Linked DNA regions of Homo sapiens: regions 1, 3 and 4 are each linked to region 2. Evidence: chromatin loops called from intact Hi-C (ENCODE). Cell type or tissue: B cell. All regions are shown on one strand.

Region 1 (5,000 bases), 140 kb after region 2:
CTTCGGCCTCCCAAAGTGCTGGGATTACAGACGTGAGTCACTGTGTCTGGCCAGTATACATACTTTTCATTATAACTAAGTCTTCCAGATTTCTTTTCAAAGAAGGTGAAGCAATTTATGTGATACATGGAAATTCTTACTGATGATGAGCAACTCTGGGAACTGGAGACCTGAGTACGGCAGAAAAAGGAAGGGAACAGTATTTAGTTTGATTTTCAACTAGTTAAGTCTAAGATGTCTGCTGGATGTTTCTAGGTTGACACCTAGTAGGTAGTGAGCTATTCAGCTCTGGCACTAACAGATTTACATGTGAGTGAGGACAAAGGAGTGGATGGAATAGCTCTGAGGAAGAGAATGGAGCCGAGAAGTGGGGTGACTATAGATCTCAAGGTAGCTCCTCCATCATGAAGCTGAGTGGAAAAATTCGGAATTAGCAAAGGAGGCTGTGGGTGTGTCTGAGAGGTAGGTGGAAGCAGAAAGAGTGCAAACTAAGGGAAACAAGAGGAAGAGCCAGTCTCAAAAAGCAGAACCTGGACTACGGCATCAAACGTGGGGTGAGATCTTTAATCACAGTGACCTGGATGTTGCTATTATATCTCATGTTTAGGGCACAGAAATGGAAATTCCAATCTCATATTTTTTTAAAAAAATTTTGCAATTCCCATGGTAGCCTTGGGAATTGCAAGTGCCAACTGCAAGGAATAGGGTGATACTGACATGTCAAATATACTTTTATCCAAAAATCATCCCAGGGCGTCCCAGCTATTGGGGATTATACTCTACACCCCACAAGAAGTTCTTCAGCAACACTGGAAATGAGTTGGAAAATGGTCATTTCCCCTCCCCATGCCCGCCTTGTGAAAGAAGCCCTGTCAATCACAGAATAAAAGGCCCTAAATCATTCACTGAGCAGAAAAATAGCCTGTAAATTATCAAAAGCTTATTACATCCATGTTGACAGCACATAGGCTATGATGCTGAAATTTCACTCTCATCATCTCTTTCTGGACAACGGAAATGGAGTCTTCACCTGCCTATTTCAAAAGTCCTCTTGATGATAAGCTCTAAATATGTTGCTGCAACACACCATGTGATTATCTACATCATACACCTCATGACATTGTCCTGTGTTTGTGGAGGGGATTCAGGACAGGAAGTGACTCTGTCATAACTGGGCACACTTATGTACACACTTAAAATGTTCAACCTCCAGGGAACACTGACAATCCCCTCCCTCTGCCTGCTCATTTCTTTTGTTTAGTGATGACCCACTCCTATTGATAAGCAGCATATGTAGGAAATGCTCCAGAGGAAAAGAACAGCCATTTTACACTATGACTAGGCCATACTTCAACTGGCCTGATGAGAAGGACAGCAAGATTTTCAACACTGGCCTCATGGAGTCAGATGATGCACAGGTATCAAATGCTATCCCTCAGACAGGTTTTTAAGAGGACAGTGTTTGCACAACAGTGATAAAGGCTATCCTGGGAATTGCAAATTCAATTTGACTTACAGCAGTCATGCTTTCCTCTGGAGACAGAGATGATTTGAGCTGCAGGGAAACACATACACACACACACACACACACACACACACAACTCCTTGCACTGCCTGAAAATTAGTATGGATTGACAAAATGAAATAGCATAGTAGACTGGCAGAGAGATGATAATTGCAGTAGGGCAACCAGGGCTGGTTGAGCCCAGAGGAGGAAATTATCATTTTGATTATGTTCAGGAGAATCTATTTATGAGTACAGGTTTCCTAGTTGAGTCAGATTAAATATTTTTCTGGCTCTAAAACACAAAATTTCTATAAAAATAAACTTAGGTAAATTCTTTGACCCAGAATCTTTTCAATCATTTCTGCTTGATGAAAAGCAGTCGTACAGGGGAAGGCTTCTCATTTATCTCACGGATCATTTACACCTGCAACTTGGCAGCATTCTTACCAAGTGTCCTCTCCACACAGCCACCTGCCATACCCGAGTCTCCTTTTCCTCATGCTTCTTCAGCCCATTGGCTCACCCCACGTGGCAGGGAACACAGCCTCTGTAAGAATGAGGAAGTGAAAGCACTGTGCAAAAGAAAAGCTGGTATACAAGGCTGGTGATACGTCTGTAAAGGCAAACTGCAACACGTTAAACTTGAAATTCGGACAAACCTGAGTTCAAATTCCATCTCAGCCACTTACAAGGTGGATGACCTTGGGCAAGTTACACAACCTTTGTTTCCTTATGTGTAAGACAGGGAAATCAATATTCACTTCTTAGGATTGTGGTAAGGATTGGAGGGGAAAATTAATAATCAATGGATCCAGACATGCACATGTTTAGTGTCCCTGGCATGTTGTAGGCACCACTACAATGTAATGATTATGTGGAGAATCTATAAAATCCTATAAAAATTTGCCTGAGTCGTTGACTCCAAAGTAATAAACTAGTTTGCTTTAATGTTAAATGCCAAAAGCATTACTCAAGAAATATTATTTCCTGATTGTTTTTTCTCATAAAACCCACAACATTCTTTCTCATCAAGTTGGCTAGAGGGTTTTGAGGGTTGGGGACCCCACTGGACCCAGGTTTTGTTCTAACTGAATTGCATTAAGGTTAGAAAAGAATGAATGATTTAGGAAGCTATTTCTAATTCCTTTATGTCTGTAAAACACTCAAATAAAATAAATCTGACAAAATCAGTAGATTTCCCAAACTTGAGTCATTTTCTCATGATAAGGCATTTCTCTCAAGATAAGGCAGCATAAGGCTAGACGTTAATTTTTGACAAGGGTACCAAAACAATTCCATGGGGGAAATAATAGTTTTTTTTTCAACAAATGGTGCATATCTATATGCAAAAGAATGAAACTGGACCCCTTTCTCACATGATAGATGAAAATTAACCCCAAAAGGACCATAGACCTAAATGTAAGAAAGAAAATTATAAAACTCATAGAAGAAAGCACAGAAGTAAATCTTCAGTGATTTTGGGTTAAGTGAGGTCTTAAATATAATACCAAAAGCAAGTGCAACAAAAGAAAAAAATAGATAAATTAGACTGCATCAAAATTAAAAATTTTTATGCTTCAAAGGACATCAACAAGAAAATGAAAAAGATGACTCACAAAATGGGGGAAAATTTGCATGTTACATATCTGATAATAGATTTATATCTAGAATATATGAAGAACTCTTACAACTCAATAAAATAAAGAAAGATACCCCAATTAAAATATGGGCTTAGCCAGTGCTTTGGGAGGCTGAGACAGGGGGATCGCTTGAGCCCAGGAGTTTGAGGCTGCAGTGAAATATGATCGTGCCACTGCACTCCGGCCTAGGTGACAAAGCAAGACCCTGACTCTAATATATAGATATATATATAGATATATATTATATCGATATTATATTAATATTATATATTAATATCTATATATTATAGATATATATTATATCTATAGTATTATAATATATATTATATAATTATATATTATATATTATATTATATAATATAATATATAATATATAATTATAATATATAATTATATTATATATAATATAATATAATATTGTATTATATATCATACAATATTATATTATATTATATATAATATAATATAAATTACATAATATTATATAATATAATATATATTACATAATATTATATAATATAATATATATTACATAATATTATATAATATAATATATATTACATAATATTATATAATATATAATATAATTATTATAAAATATAATATAATATAAAATATATATTATATAATAATATATATTATATATTATATAATATATTATATAATATAATATATAATATATAATTATATAATATATATTATAATACTATAGATATAATATATATCTATATATTAATATATAGATATTAATATCTACATCTATAATATATAGATATTAATATATAATATTAATATAATAATATCGATATAATATATATCTATATATATATCTATATATTAGAGTCAGGGTCTTGCTTTGTCACCTAGGCCGGAGTGCAGTGGCACGATCATATTTCACTGCAGCCTCAAACTCCTGGGCTCAAGCGATCCCCCTGTCTCAGCCCCCCAAAGCACTGGCTAATATATATAATATAATTATATATTATATCTAATATATATTAGATATATTATATATTATATCTATATATAATATAGATATAATATATAATATATAATACATATTTATATTATATATAATACATATTATATATTAATATATTATATATAATATATAAATATATATTCAATTAAAAGTAAAATAATATGTATTATAATATATAGATATATATTATAATACATATTATTTTACTTTTAATTGAATATATATTTATATATATTTTACACTTAATTTTATATATATTAAATTATATAATATTTTACATATATATGTAAAATGGGCTTAGAATTTAAACAGAAGATTTGAAAGATTTACAAATGGTTAGTAAGGACATGAAAAGATGTCCCATGTTATTAGCTATTAGAAAAATGCAAATCAAAACTACAACAAGGTACCACATTACACCCATCACACCTTTGTAGGATGGCCATAATCAAAAACAAGGATAACAATAAATGTTAGCAATTAAGAAATGTATGCCTTCCTGGCTGGGCGCGGTGGTTCACACCTGTAATCCCAGCACTTTGGGAGGCTGAGGCAGATGGACCATTTGAGGTCAGGAGTTCAAGACCAACCTGGCCAACATGGTAAAACATCGTCTTTACTAAAAATACAAAAATTAGCTGGGCATGGTGGCATGAGCCTGTAATCCCATCTACTCAGGAGGCTGAGGCAGGAGAATCACTGGAACCCAGGAAGCAGAGGTTGCAGTGAGCCAAGATCACACCACTGCACTCTAGCCTAGGTGACAGAGCGAGACTCCATCTCAAAAAAAAGAAAAAGAAAAGAAAAGAAAAGAAAGAAATGCATGCATTTCTTAATACATAACCCAGTTGAACTGATGATAGGTTTTGTG
Region 2 (5,000 bases):
GTTCAAGTGATTCTCCTGCCTCAGCCTCCCAAGTAGCTGGGATTACAGGCATGCACCACCGTGCCTAGCTAATTGCTTTGTATTTAGTAAAGTTTCACCATGGGGTTTCAACATGGGGTTTCACCATGTTGGTCAGGCTGGTCTCGAACTCCTGACCTCAGGTGATCTACCTGCCTTGGCCTCCCAAAGTGCTGGGATTGCAGGTGTGAGCCACAGTGTCTGGCCTCTCTTATTTACACTTCTATATACACAGTAATTCAATTGAGTGGACTGCGTGTCTTTGGGGGAAAAAGATCCTAAGTTTTCCCATGTCTATGACTTTCTTCGTACTATTCCACTTACCTGGAATGAACTTGCATAGTCCCAAAATAGATTACTAATAACTATTTCTGCCTAAGTTTTAGAAACCCTTTGAAAATATCCTAATTTTAAGTTCCTAGAGGAAAAATTTAATACCTAGCACAGCCTTAATAAATAAATCATAATGACCATGATACTGATGGCCTAACACTAATAAACACATAGTTTTGAATACTAGTTAAGTTCTGTTGTAGCTTTTAGGGATTCAAAGCCATAGTCCCTGATGCCAAGTTGATACTTAATGGTTGCTTCAAGTGACTGGGGGATCCAGCATTGGCAATCACTTTGAACATCAGGGGTTTTTCCTGTATAAGCAGGAATTATTTATAGCCATACAAATTAAATTTCAGGGAAGGTGGGGTGGGTAGGGAATGACTAACATTATTGAGCACTATATGTATGTATATATGTATATGCCAGGGATTGTGCTAAGTACTTTCCACATATATTTATGTCATCTGCATAACAATCCCTATGCAGCATCTAGTAGTATCTCTATCTTCACAGAAGAGAAACCTGAAGCTCAGAAAAAGTGTTTATAAATTGCTTAAGAACAAATATCTAATAAATTACAAAGCCAAGATTTGGACCCAGCTGGGCCTGATACCAAAGATTATGTTCTTTGTATGACAAGGAGGACACAGTCTATGGAGCAGACACATAAATAATTAGGTGAATTTGCATTGTAATAAGTGCTGTAACTGAAGTAAATCCAAAGCAAATGGGCTTTCCATTACCTCAGTGCTTATATTGCAGTTTAAGGTGGAAGCAAAGCTGCGTAATGATCAAGATCACCCACAACGGAAACAGGAAGAGCTTGGTTCAAATGTAGCTCAGTGTGAACTTGAACAAGTGGTTCAATCATTCCAAGCTTCAGTTTTCTTATTCATAAGATTAAAATAATCAAGCTTATTTTAAAAATAAAATTAAATCATGCATATAATGTCATTAGCACCTTATCTGGAACATAGAACTTACTCAAGAAATTGTAGCTAATTAAATATAATTATCATCACTATTCAGTAGCCTCTTTCATCTTTAATACCTCGGCCTCTTCCAAACACCTTTAAAAAGTGTGACTATATTTGCTTATCTATATGTGTGATTTCATTTTGTGTTGTTGAAGGACCATTTGAAAGTTGCAGACACCCATAAAAATACTTTAATGTGAATCTTTTAAAAATAAGGACATTCTTGGCTGGGCACGGTGGCTCACGCCTGTAATCCCAGCACTTTCGGAGGCTGAGGCGGGTGGATCAAGAGGTCAGGAGTTTGAGACCAGCCTGGTCAACATGGTGAAACCCCGTCTCTACTAAAAATACAAAAGTTAGCTGGGCGTGGTGGCGGGCACCTGCAATCCCAGCTACTCAGAAGGCTGAGGCAGGAGAATCGCTTGAACCCAGGAGGTGGAGGTTGCAGTGAGCCGAGATCACACCACTGCACTCCAGCCTGGTTGACAGAGCAAGACTCCATCTCGAGAAAATATATATAAATAAGGACATTCTTGTGCATAGATAATGATATAATTGTCACCTAAAAAAAAGCAACAATATCCCCTAATATCCCTAATATGATCTAATTTCTAGTACATATTTAAATTTCCTAAATTGTTCCCAAGGACATTTTGAACCAGGATATACTCAAGGTTCATGTGTTATATTTGGTTGGTGTTTCTTTATTCTCTTTTAATTTTTATCAGTTCTTACCTCATTTCCAACCTTTTCTTGCTTTTCTTGACATTGTCTTTTTTGAAGAAGCCAGGACATTTGGCTTAGTACCAATTTCTGAACTTGTTTGATATTTTTCCTCAAAGTGTCATTTAACTTGTTCTTCTATCCTCTCTGTTATCTATACCTTGGAATGCAGGTCTTATGCCCCTATTGCTTTTAAGTGAAACATTGTGGCAAGAATGTTTCCAAGTCAATGCTACGTAGTTCATATTACTTCACATCAAAATTTCCATGACCACTTCCTCTTCAAAATATTGTGTGGTTTCCTAGCTATCTCTGAGGTCTGGCTAGACTAGTGGTTTCAACTCTGTCTTCACTTAGAAATCACTGGGGAGTTTTAAAAAAATATTTGTTCCTGAGTTATACCCCTAGAAATTCTTGACTTGGACAAAGGGATTGGTATTTTTGTAAAGCTCCCCAGGTGATTTTCATGTGTTAACTGGGGTAAAAAGGAACTGGTTTAGAATATAAGCTCTGAAAAGCAAGGGGTACACCTTCCTTATTTACTACTACATATTCTCAGAGTTGAGCAGATGGCTTGGCTCATAATTACTACTCAATATTACATGCTGAATTAATTAATTATTAGTTAATTAACATTCAGCTTACAGTCAACCTCATCTTCTTCCTTTCATACTTCTTCCTTTCATACTACATGGCGTACTATGAAGCCAACAGGTTAATTTTATAGCATCTTTAGAGAAATCACAATAGGCCACTGCTTTGCAAATTTCTGAAAACTACATATCAATGGGAAAAGAATCATTTTCAAACTTCTGAGAAAGGAAAAATGAGCAAACAATCATTCAGCTATAGTGTTACATTAGTTATGCTGCAGACAATTCACTCTCTGTTTTTCTTTTCACATTACCAGTTCTTCCAGTTCTTATTTTAATGACTGGTAGAAAGATTCCAAAATTACTTAAGGTGAAAGAAAGATCAGGAGTTTGTCTTGGTTGTAACTGTTGTTGTTTTAAAGATACTGAGCAAATTTTAACCATGTGGAGGAATGCTATAGAAAGAGAAGGATTTAGGGTATAGTTATACTTCTATTTGTTTGAATTTGACTTTGGCCAAATCCTAAGAACAGAATGAAAAAAGGTGTATGACTCATACGTGATTGCCACAATTCTACACCTGTAGCTTCAAATAAAAAGGAGTCAAGAATGAGTATCTTCTTGAAAAAAAAAAAGATAACCAGAGCAAATTTAGGAAATGATGAATATACACTTATTTACTGTACTGTTACTAAGTGAAAATCACTAATAATCCAATAGAAAATCAGAAAAAGACATAAACATACAGTTTGTACCTGAAAAGGCTTTTATACTGATAAAAAAGGGTCACTCTCACTCACAATAGCAAAATTGTAAATTAAAACTAATTCTGAGATCTTTTCCTTTAACTCATAAGATTTCCTTTAACTCATAAGAAAATCTACCATAGTGGAGGAATACGAATGCATATATGTTTTGATCAAATAATACCAACTAAGGAAAATTATTGTATAGATACCTTCCACTCATTATGTGAAATATCACATAAAGAACATTACTCATTCCATTATGAGAAAAGATTAGAAGCAACTATCCATCATTAGTGAATTCGATGAATAAATTGTATTTATTTAATAAATAAAATGTAATAACAGAATCAAACACTTTGCAGTATAATAGGAAACCACAGGGACACTACGTATTGATATGGAATGCTAATATATTGTTTAGTGAAAAAATATATAGAATCATTATGTAGAGTATCCTACAATATATATAAAAGAGGGAGACCAGGTATGATGACTCACATCTGTAATCCCAACATTGTGGGAGGCTGAAGCAGGAGGATCACTTGAGACCAGGAGTTAGAGAGCAGCCTGGGCAACATAGTAAGAAAAAAATGTTTTAAAAAATTAACTGGATGTGGTGGTGCATGCCTGTAGTCCCAGCTACTCAGGAGGCTAAGGTAGGAGAATCACTTGAGCACAGGTCTTACTCTGGGAGGCAGAACAAGACCCTGTTTTTGTTCGTTTGTTTGTTTGTTTCTTTGTTTATAAAAGGAAACAAGAAGGAATATATATTTGTACTGTAATATTTTATACATGAAAAATTGGGGTCAGATAAATAAGGAACTGGTAAGTAGTTAGCTATTTAGGGGAGGGGATGGGAACTTGGTGGGTGTAAGACAGTGGGTGGGAGAAACAGGAAGGAAACTTTTCACAAGACAGTTTGTCATATTTTATTGTGTTTGAACAGCATAAATATAGCACATATTCAAAAATCTAAAAATTTTGGAAAATCCCTATCAAAAGCCATGGGAAATGCATGTTTTTAAGTAGAAAGTATCCCAGACAGTCTTATATCCCTTATTCTTGCTGTGGAGTTTCAGAATCAATTCTATTACTTACCAGTTTCGCTAAAAATGAAACTGAAACTCTGCATACTTCTCATATACTTAGTCCTAAAAATAGACTCAGGGAAAAAACTCAGAAAAAAAACCTTCTCATGATAATTTTCAATATTGATTTTTGTTGCTTTACAGAATTACAAAGTTTTAGATTACACTTAAACATGCACTATTTAAAGCCAAACAGACCACTGTTGAAAGATATCCAAACCAAGGCATGTGCTTACATGATACTGAAGTAATGGTGTCAAAGTAAAATTAATCTTTTTCTCCCATCAAGCTCTCCATGGAATCCAAGAGAGGGAAACGCTATCTCACACAATGATGGAGAAAATTTCATCTAAGAAAATAAGGAATTATTATTATTATTATTATTATTATTATTATTATTATTATTATTTGAGACGGAGTCTCGCTCTGTCGCCCAGGCTGGAGTGCAGTGGCCCGATCTCAGCTCACTGCAAGCTCCGCCTCCCAGGTTCATGCCATTCTCCTGCCTCAGCCTCC
Region 3 (5,000 bases), 70 kb after region 2:
TCAGGCTAATCTCGAACTCCTGACCTCAGATGATCCGCCCGCCTTGGCCTCCCAAACTGTTGGGATTACAGGCGTGAGCCACCGCACCTCGCCTCTTTTCTCTTTTAAACTTATTTTTGTCTCTACTTTGTTGTGTTAACTGGGGCAAGTCACATCAGCTCTCTGGGTATCAGATTCTTCAACTGTAACATGAGGAGGTAGGATCCAGATTGTCATTAAGGATGGCTTTTGAATTTATAATTCTAAAAAATTCCACAAAATTAATAAAATACAATCCTAGCTAATTTTCCCCACAGATAAGCAAACTCCCATTTCTCCTATGAAGGGAAGAACATGGGACCCAGAAAGCCTGAGGAGAGCCCCCAAGTGAGTCTTAGTTCAGTGTTCATTTTAGAAGCAACGCTTTCAAAAAAAGTATGTTTTTTCATATTTTAACATGTCTATTAAATGTCATAGAATTCATGGGATTTTACAATCATAATTAGCAGCATTTTTTTCTTTCTTAGCAGCTCAAAAAATTATGATATGTTATACATTTAAATTCTCTTTTAATTCTCAAGTCCAGTTAAGATCAGAGTATATATAGTAGATCTTTCTAACATCTGAAGCAACAGTATTTAGATGAATCAGTGGAATGAGACAGAGTCTCCAAAGCAGTTGTCACAATTTTATTAATTTTCAGAAAATCCTCGTACACTATAAGATAGTCTCTCTATATCTCCTGCTCAAGGTCACTCTTAGATAACTAATTCTTCTAAAGAAGGCCCAGGGTTCTGTTGGTTGAAACTTTTTATTGTATTGTTATTCACTGTTGCTATTTTTATTATCATAATTATTATTAATTTAGATCAATGTTTTTCAAACTGTAGACTGAAACCTATTTGTTGATTGTATCGTCAGTATAGTGGGTCATCACAGCATTTTAACAAATAAAGCAACATACGCTAAAACAGGAAATCTCATCCTATCTGGTAAGAGTATCATTTCCTGACACTCTTTCTGGATGTGCTTTGTTTTTTTTTCTTTTAATTTATATTTTTAGTTCTGGAGTACATGTGCAGGATGTACAGGTTTGTTACATAGGTAAACATGTGCCATGGAAGTCTGCTGCACCTATCAACCCGTCATCTAGGTTTTAAGCCCAGCATGCATTAGCTATTTTTCCTAATGCTCTCCCTCCCCCAACCCCACCCCCAACAGGCCCCAGTGTGTGTTGTTTCCCTCCCTGTGTCCATGTGTTCTTATTGTTCAGCTCCCACTTATGAGTGAGAACATGCCATGTTTGGTTCTCTGTTGCTGTGTTAGTTTGCTGAGGATAACGGCTTCCAGCTTCATCCATGTCCCTCCCTGTAAAGGACATGATCTCATTCTATTTTACGGCTGCATAGTATTCCATGGTGTATATGTATCACATTTTCCTTATCCAGTATATTGATAGGCATTTCTATTGATTCCATGTCTTTGCTATTGTGAATAGTGCTGCAATGAACTTACACATGCATATATCTTCTTAATAGAATGATTTATATTTCTTTGGGTATATACCCAATAATGGAATTGTTGGTTCAAATGATATTTCTGGTTCCAGATCTTTGAGGAATAGCCACACCATCTTCCACAATGGTTTAACTAAGTTACATTCCCACCAACAGTGTAAAAGTGCTCATACTTCTCCACAACCTTGCCACCATCTGTCGTTTCTTGACTTTTTAAAAATCACCGTTCTGACTGGCGTAGATATACGTACAAGCATACATTCACATATGGGAGTCCTGGATCATGGTTTAGGATGCATTTCTTTTGTGGGTTATAATCAAAAAAGATTCAAAAATGCTAATCTAGGCCCAGCCTTGGAGGGCTCTGTGGCTATTAAACAGCTTGAAGCATAAGCAACCATGTAGAAAGATGCCGAATTTGGGGCAATGTCTTTGCAGGAGCACCATGTCCATAACCATACCAAAAACATGCTTGGCAAAATAGAGAGGTGCTTTGGATTGCCTTGAACTAGCTACTCATTAAGAAGTATTTGGTGACTCTGTTCTCTTTACAAGCCATCTGTATTGCCAGTCTCATTTGACAGCCTTTCTACTCAAAGGCCCCTAATTATTTAATTACTAATAGTAAGTTGATAGGAATTTATAACAAAAAATTTCAATTGACCTCTGATAGTAGGTGACAACATTTATTTCTATTATAAGAAAATTCCTTGGGAAATTCTACTTTGAAATTTGGACTCAGATGTTTAATACCTTTTAGGCAGTACATTCACCTAAGGAAGGTATTGTTTGAGGAAGCAGACATTGTTAAATACCTTTCCTTCCAAATTACTCAGAATGATAAAGAGCTAGGTCCCCTTGCAGGCATATACATTCACTTGGTGTTTCCTATATTGCCTGGAGTTTCTGCTTTCACTTCTATTTCAAGCATCCTTCCTGTACGTAAAAACAGGGGGTTCCTACAAAGGAGGAAATGAAACCAGCAGCTGTAATCATGAAAATGAGAAAGTATTTTTTCCCTCCAACCTGTATAAATGGTGGAGTCTATGTCATAACTGAAGAATATTCTTCCTATATCAGCTTTTTCAGATCAACATTCTAATGTTGACTCTCTTTGAGATTCTAACCAGGAGTAGCACCTTGTGCTTATCTACAGCCTCCTCATGGAACCAAATCATTTCATTTTACAAATGAAGAAACTGAGGCCTAGGTAAGCTTGTCACTAGCCCAAGTTCAGAAAACCTGTTACTGGGAGATCTGACATGGTGAAAGTGTTCCACAGCAGACTGGTTATATTACACTAACTTATTGCATTTAGACTCTTTTTCAAGGATGCCTTAAATCTTTGAGAGAAGTGTAATACCTGACTCAGGTATTTTAAATCTATTATTGAGTCTCCACATGGAAGTTTCTCCTCTTACTGAAAATCATGCTAGATGGGTACAACTAATAAATCCTAATACATTTAATAAGTGATATAATATGACCTTAAATTCCTTGCTATAGTTTCCATGTACTTCAGAAACAGAGGAATAAAAGCTATATTTTCTTTCTCAAGATATCTGTGAGGAAGATCAATGGTGAGTAGATTTCCCTCTAGTATGGACATTCTGTGAACAAAATTCTCTTTATCCATTTGGATGCCATGAAGTAATATATTACCAATAAATATAAAAACAATACACCTGGTTTAAGTATAAGGCTTGAATCACTGCTACTTCAAAAGGAGTCGAAGGATTTTATTTATAGGTTGGAGAATACAGGAGATTCAGAAAAGGAATAGCCTTTTAAAAATCATTATTTCGAATGAGAAAAGGAAGACAAAGTTTAAAATAAGCAAGATGAGAGAGAAAAAACTTTTTGACATCTGAGTAAACAAAACAACCTCAGATGTCTTTGATTAGTGTTTTCACACAGGGTGCTGTCAAGAAAGTTTCCATCCAAATGAATTCTATTTTTTAGTTCATATCTTTGTAAAATACATCTTGCTAGAAAAATGAATTTATCTTGTATAATTTATACAATATGGTTAAAACTGACAAAAGAAAATAAAATATTAAGGCAAAATTAAAACAATCTGGTAAAAAAAATTATGTTCAAATATCAAATACATAAATTCACAAAATAAGTGGAAAAATCTAAATACACTGATATGTACAATGACCAATAAATATACACATTGACATATACCCTTTCAATATACTAGGCAATAATTGAGCTCTTAATGGAGATTATGTTGCAAAGCAAAAATATTTATGATATGTAGAGATGTTACAAACTTGTACTATATATACAAAATGATGAGCTCTATAATTCCATCTGATTACTCCCATTTAAAAGAAAACCAGCAGTCATTTAAATGGTAGTTTCTGAAAGACCATAATATTAAGAGTGGGTATCTTTGGTAAAAGTTTTGAGATCTAAAAAGTTTTTATTTTTAAAATTTTGTAAAATAGCCACAAATTAAAGTTTTTAGGGTAATAAATATGTTTTGATTTTGGAGAAAATAATCTGCCCTTCCTTTCTGCAAATATTATTTCCACTGTCAAGTTTGTGGTCAATAAAGCTCAACAATTGGCTAGGATTTCCTCAATTTATATTAAAAAGTACTTCATTTTTCCTGAATTCACCTGGAAGTCTCTGTTAATGAGATCATAGATGAGAATATAAAACAAAACAAAAACAAAACACACTGAAACCGACAAACTGACAAATTTGACACACTAAAGTTCAGGTATTTTGCTCACGTACTGATTCAGAGCCTATTTCCTGTTACCTTATCCATAATTTTTGTACACATAGCTATTTGACTTCCAAGACTTTAGTAGATTAGAGCCAACAAGTTGAATGGGGGTTGAGAAGGGGTGGAGTAGCTACTGATAGTGTGGCAACAAGGAAAGGAACAGAAAATTATAAAAAGAAAACCTTGAAGCATCCGGTTGATATACAGATTGTGGCATAGGGGCAAACAAGTCTACAACCTTCAGTAGGTCCCAGATCATTAATATATAATTGTAGAGGAAAATAACTAAATTTTAACAATAGTTAACACTGAGTAATAAAGAAAGGCAAAAATATAACCAGAATATACTTTTTAAGAAGCTGAAAAATGAATTACATTGTTTAATATAATTCCACATAAAAAGCTTACAATAAAATTAATCTAGTGTTTCAAGGGACAAATGATCAACTATGTTGAATGATTCATCCCCAGCTGTTTTAGGATCTTTTTTTTTTTTTTTTTTTTGAGACAGAGTCTTGCACTGTCACCTGGGCTGGAGTGCAATGGCACGATCTTGGCTCACTGCAACTTCCACCTCCCGGGTTCAAGCAATTCTCCTGCCTCAGCCTCCCGAGTAGCTGGGATTGCAGGTGCCCGCCACCACGCAAGTCTAATTTTTGTATTTTTAGTAGAGACAGGGTTTCACTATGTTGGCCAGGAGGGTCTCAAACTCCTGACCTTGTGATCCGCCCACCTCGGCCTCCCAAAGTGCTGGAACTACA
Region 4 (5,000 bases), 120 kb after region 2:
CCCCACTGGCACAGGTCCCAACTATATTAGTGAATGCATGAATGAAAGTTTCAAAGGATACCATTACCAACTCCCACCTTCCAAAGGTAAAAAGATACTGAATGGTACCAGAGAAAAAGCCAAAATATATCAACTTAAGGTTGTAACTTTTTAAAAATGAAAATAACTGTTCAGTATCGATGATTGTGAAACATGATTCTGTTTCAAGGAAGTCAATCTGCAGAGGCAGTAGATGAATCTGAAGAACTCTGCCCTTCACTCTGAGGCTCCTCCAGTTGCTATGGCAACATGTAACTAGCTTTCTTAAGGTGTTATGCAGCCTGATTTTCTTTAGACCAAACATTCCCCTGATACATTTACACTGGGTATACCTAAGACCAAAACAACCCAGCAGTTGCAAAGCATAGATTTCTTACTTATAAATTATTTATTTGGTGGAAAAACGTAAGTCTGGGCCACACATAAAAGGGAACTTCTGAAACAGTGGGTTCATATGCAAAACACAGAACAATGAGGGACATATAGTTATTATTAAATAGCATTTCCCTTTTCCTATCCCCCATCCTCATTTCAGGCTTTTCCCACCTACAGGGTTTTGTATGTACTATGTATATATGTATTATATGTATTAGAGATATGGTGCATATGTATGTACACACACACAGTCTGGGTGACTGATGCTTAACAGTGTTTCACACTAACTCACCATTTGCTGAATGTGGGGGTGTGGACGCTGAGGATGGACTTGGAATAAGGAGACTAGCAGGGAATTACAGAAAAGTTGTTGAAGCCTCAGGCAAACCAGCCATCCTCTCCAGATCTCTGGAAAATGAGGGTAATTGTCCCCTTATCTTCTTCCCATAACAACTTCAGAGCTACAGAACTCCAAAAAGCTACAGAACTTCTCAGAAATCTCTATGTGAAAGGTATCTGGTGTTATCTTTCCAGATTGGACCCCTAAAAGGAGACCAAAGAAGTTGTTAAGGCCTTGAACTGTAATTACTACCTTCAGTGTTTATCCTGATGCCTGAAATATAAGAGCAACTTCTGGTGCAAAAGGAAAGCGATAATCAAGGTTTTTAAGAAATAAAGATGTGAGGATCATCTGGCAAGCTCAGCTAGTTGATTGAGCAGTGGGATCAGACCAAGTGGCATCTGCTTAAGGCTGAGTCACCAGGCAGCCCAAATTATCCTAATAGTTCTGAAAGAATGCCTCCTCTCACAGAAGTCTTGATTTTATACTCCATATAAAACAAGGATGTTCACATCCATCCAATGCCTGCTCCTCCTCCCCTCACCTCAAGGGTAGTAACGGTGTGTTCTGTTTTGAGATGGAAGCAGATTCTACCTTAAAGATTGCCATTCCCATCTCCAACCTCATCCTGTCACTCATTATTTAAGGAGCAAAAATAACTGTACCTTGCATCGGTAGAGAGCTTTCAACAAACTGATGACAAAGCACTTTGGTTGCTCCTCACACTGCTCAAAGGCTACGGGCTCTTTCTGGGGCCTAGGATATGGAGAGAGCTGTGACCTTTCAAATACTCAGAGGAAACAGAGGAAAAAGAAAATTCCTAAAAGGGGATGTGATGTAGATCATCACCACTGTCCTGGTCCATGCTCTCTCTGGCCCCTCAACCTGGTTGTTGAGACCAACCAATAGGGATTTGGGCTGGTCCCTCCCCTCACAGCTGGAGTTCCTCCCTTGGAAGGGTCAAGCACACAGACATAAAGCTGAGGTGGCCTTGGGAAGGGAGGAGAACTGGGTGGAGGGCGATTAAATGTTGACTCACTCAGGCTTGACCAGACTTCCTCCCTTTTCTACAGTCGAGTACAGTTTTTGGTGAACTTAGGTAAACTGTACATACTGCTACACTTTCTTCCTTCCTTTTGGGCTATTATCACGGGCTTGCCAGCAGAAAGAAGGTCACAGGGGAGAACAAACTCACAAGCATTCTGGGTTTCCAGTTTTTTTTGGCAGGATCTTGTTAGAGCCTGACCTGCTAATGTATTCTTCAGCACCTCCCTCAGTACCCATTTCCCTTGAATGCTCTGCTAAATTTTTGCCTTTAAATTTCTATTTCCTGGTTGTTTTACATGCTGATTTTTAAAATGTCCCTTGTGCGGTTACCTTCCTTCCCCATGTTTCATGCATCTTCAGCACCACCTGTACTTACCACCAGGCTACAATTACAAAGAACATTAAAACAAGAAACACTCCACATTAATGGGACTTCTGAAAGAAGACACCACATTCCCTTCACCATACTCACATATCTTGGAGTTTTCTGCCAGGCTTTATCCAAACACATGTGTATTAAGCTAGAACACCACTTTGTATTAACCTCTTGTATCCACATAGCATCACATATTACATATTTTGTCTCGTTGCATAGTCTCTAGAGTTGTAATATTTAGTGACTATACAATGTTCCATCAGCATAGACTATAATGTATTTTGTATCTTGATATATATTTTTATCATTTCCATTTTCTCCCTGTAATTACATATGCTCTTTTTTTTTTTGCCTTTTGAATCATTTCTTAGAATATATTTCTAGAAGTAGGATTTCCAGGCCAAAAATATAGACATTTTTATGGCTCTTTTTATTTACTATCCAATTATTGCTTTTCAAGAGGATTGAACTGGTTTATACAGCTATCTCTAATATACACGCATATGTACTATATATTTATACATATATACATATGTACATGTGTACTATATATGTATATATATTAGAGGTATAGTACATATATATGTACCATATATATGTATTTAGAGATATAGTACATATGTATGTACACACACACATCCAACTCTTTTTTGCTTAACAGCAAATCCCTGAGGAACTGCCATCATCAGCCTCATATTTATAAGTTAGAACTAAACACCACAGAGGTGAAGTAACTCAGTGTCAGATGACCAATGTCCCTTTTATGAGCTTCACTGGCTTCAAGTGCCTGTACCCAATATGTTCCTGGTTTCAATGAGTAATCGCTGACTATGTCTCTATCCTGTAATTTCTTCAGCTTGTGTCACAGTGAGACAGTGAGCATGGGGTCGGAAATATGTCAGCTCCATAGCTTACTACCTTTGAGACCGTGAATAAGTTAATGAGCCTTGCTAAGCCTCAGTTTCCTCAAATGTAAAATGGAATAGTACCTATATCATAGGCTTGCTTGGAGGACTTTAAAATTCAGTCCAGCAAATAAACTTACATAATAAGTGCTACTATTATTTTTCATGTTAATAAAAAATATTTTCTTGTTAGTCTTCCCTGGTGCCTTCTTCAGAGTAGAATAGCAGGTATCACTGAATCTCTATTATAATTTAATAAATAGATTTCCTCACCTATTGTCAATCAGCAAATATTTTCTAAGTACTGTAACTTAGCTCCTTGCTAATTTTATAAGAATTTTATATAAAAATATTTATTTATAAGTAATATAAAAATTTATAGAAATGTAAATAAGCTAGAAATATTCCCCTTAGGAATAGGAACAAGACAAGGATGCCCACTCTCACCACTCTTTTTCAACATAGTACTGGAAGTCCTAACCAGAGAAATCAGATAATATAAAGAAATAAAAGTCATACAAATAGGAAAAGAACAAGTCAAATTATCTCTCTTTGCTGACAATATGGTTCTATGCCTAGAAAAACCTAAAGACTCTACCAAAAGGCTTCTACAACTGATAAGTGACTTCAGTAAAGTTTTAGGCTACAAAATGAATGTACAAAAATCAGTACTATTTCTATACAGCAATAATGTTCAAGCTGAGAGCCAGATCAAGAACACAATCCCATTTACAATAGCCACAAAATTTAGTAAAATACCTAGGAATACATCTAACCAAGATGGTGAAAGATCTCTACAAGGAGAACTACGAAACACTGCTGAAATAAATCATGTGCCATCATGTGCCATCATGGATGGCACAAATGGAAAAACATTTCACGCTTATGGATTTCAAGAATCAATATTATTAAAATGGCCATACCGCCCAAAGCAATCTACAGATTTAATGCTATTCCTATCAAACTAACAATGTCTAACAATTTTTTGCAGGAATAGAAAAAAAATTATCCTAAAATTCATATGGAACCAAACAAGAGCCTGCATAGCCAAGGAAATTCTAAGCAAAAAGAACAAAGCTGGAGGCATCACCTTACCCAACTTCAAACTATGATGTATGGCTACAGTAACCAAAAGAGCATGGTATTAGTACAAAAACAGAAATATAAACAGACCAGTGGAACAGAACAGAGAACTCAGAAATAAAGCTGCACACCTATGAACATCTGATCTTCGATAAAACTGACAAAAATAAGTAATAGGGAAAGGATTCCCTATTCAATAAATGGTGCTGGGATAACTGGCTAGCCATATGCAGAAGAATGAAACTGGACCCTATCTTTCACCATATACAAAACTCAATATGGGTTAAATATTTAAATGTAAGACCTCAAACTATAAGAATCCTAGAAGAAAACCTAGTAAACACCATTCTGGACATTGACCTTGGCAAAGACTTCATGACTAAGTCCTTAAAAGCAATTGCAACAAAAGCAAAAATTGACAAGTGGGGCCTAATTAAACTAAAGAGCTTCTGCACAACAAATGAAACTATCAACAGAGTAAACAGACAACCTAGAGAATGAGAGAAAAGACTCACAAACTATCTGACAGAGTTCTAATATCCAGAATCTTTAAAAAACTTGATTCAATAATCAAAAACTGAATAACCCCATTAAAAAGTAGATAAAAGACAGGAACAGACACTTCTCAAAAGAAGACATACAAGTGACCGACAAACATGTGACAAAATGTTCAGCATCACTAATCATCAGAGAAATGTAAATCAAAACCACGAAGAGATACCAACTCACAACAGTCAGATGGCTATTATTAAAAAGTCAATAAACAACAAGTGCTGACAGGGCTGTGGGGAAAAGGGAACACTTATATACTGTTGTTGGGAATGTAAATTAGTTC

What was found. Peaks named below come from ENCODE experiments on the same cell type or tissue, not always from the same donor. Only the 100,000 strongest peaks of a DNase experiment are listed, where the experiment ranks them.
Region 1: a loop joins it to region 2, with 6 times the contacts of the local background. A loop is called at or near these places in 5 of 110 quality-filtered maps.
Region 3: it touches region 2 in a loop (8-fold over the local background); 7 of 110 quality-filtered maps call a loop at or near these places.
Region 4: it touches region 2 in a loop (2.8-fold over the local background); 4 of 110 quality-filtered maps call a loop at or near these places.

Annotation. Positions count from the first base shown.
Region 1 is chr4:81,633,844-81,638,843 of GRCh38, forward strand. No RefSeq gene overlaps it. Among named protein-coding and RNA genes, the nearest start is that of RASGEF1B, 160 kb to the left of the region's middle. In B cell, no CTCF peak of the experiment used is centred here; DNase peaks (open chromatin) are centred at 1,238 and 2,038; H3K4me3 peaks cover 423 bases; H3K27ac peaks cover 1,275 bases.
Region 2 is chr4:81,489,823-81,494,822 of GRCh38, forward strand. No RefSeq gene overlaps it. Among named protein-coding and RNA genes, the nearest start is that of RASGEF1B, 20 kb to the left of the region's middle. RefSeq lists an enhancer at 3,802-5,000. In B cell, no CTCF peak of the experiment used is centred here; DNase peaks (open chromatin) are centred at 2,339 and 4,509; H3K4me3 peaks cover 2,037 bases; H3K27ac peaks cover 3,942 bases.
Region 3 is chr4:81,559,876-81,564,875 of GRCh38, forward strand. No RefSeq gene overlaps it. Among named protein-coding and RNA genes, the nearest start is that of RASGEF1B, 90 kb to the left of the region's middle. RefSeq lists an enhancer at 2,660-2,829. In B cell, no CTCF peak of the experiment used is centred here; a DNase peak (open chromatin) is centred at 2,436; H3K4me3 peaks cover 1,991 bases; H3K27ac peaks cover 4,133 bases.
Region 4 is chr4:81,605,173-81,610,172 of GRCh38, forward strand. No RefSeq gene overlaps it. Among named protein-coding and RNA genes, the nearest start is that of RASGEF1B, 140 kb to the left of the region's middle. In B cell, CTCF peaks have their summits at 2,187, 2,389 and 2,592; DNase peaks (open chromatin) are centred at 339, 2,039 and 4,839; H3K4me3 peaks cover 1,865 bases; H3K27ac peaks cover 4,842 bases.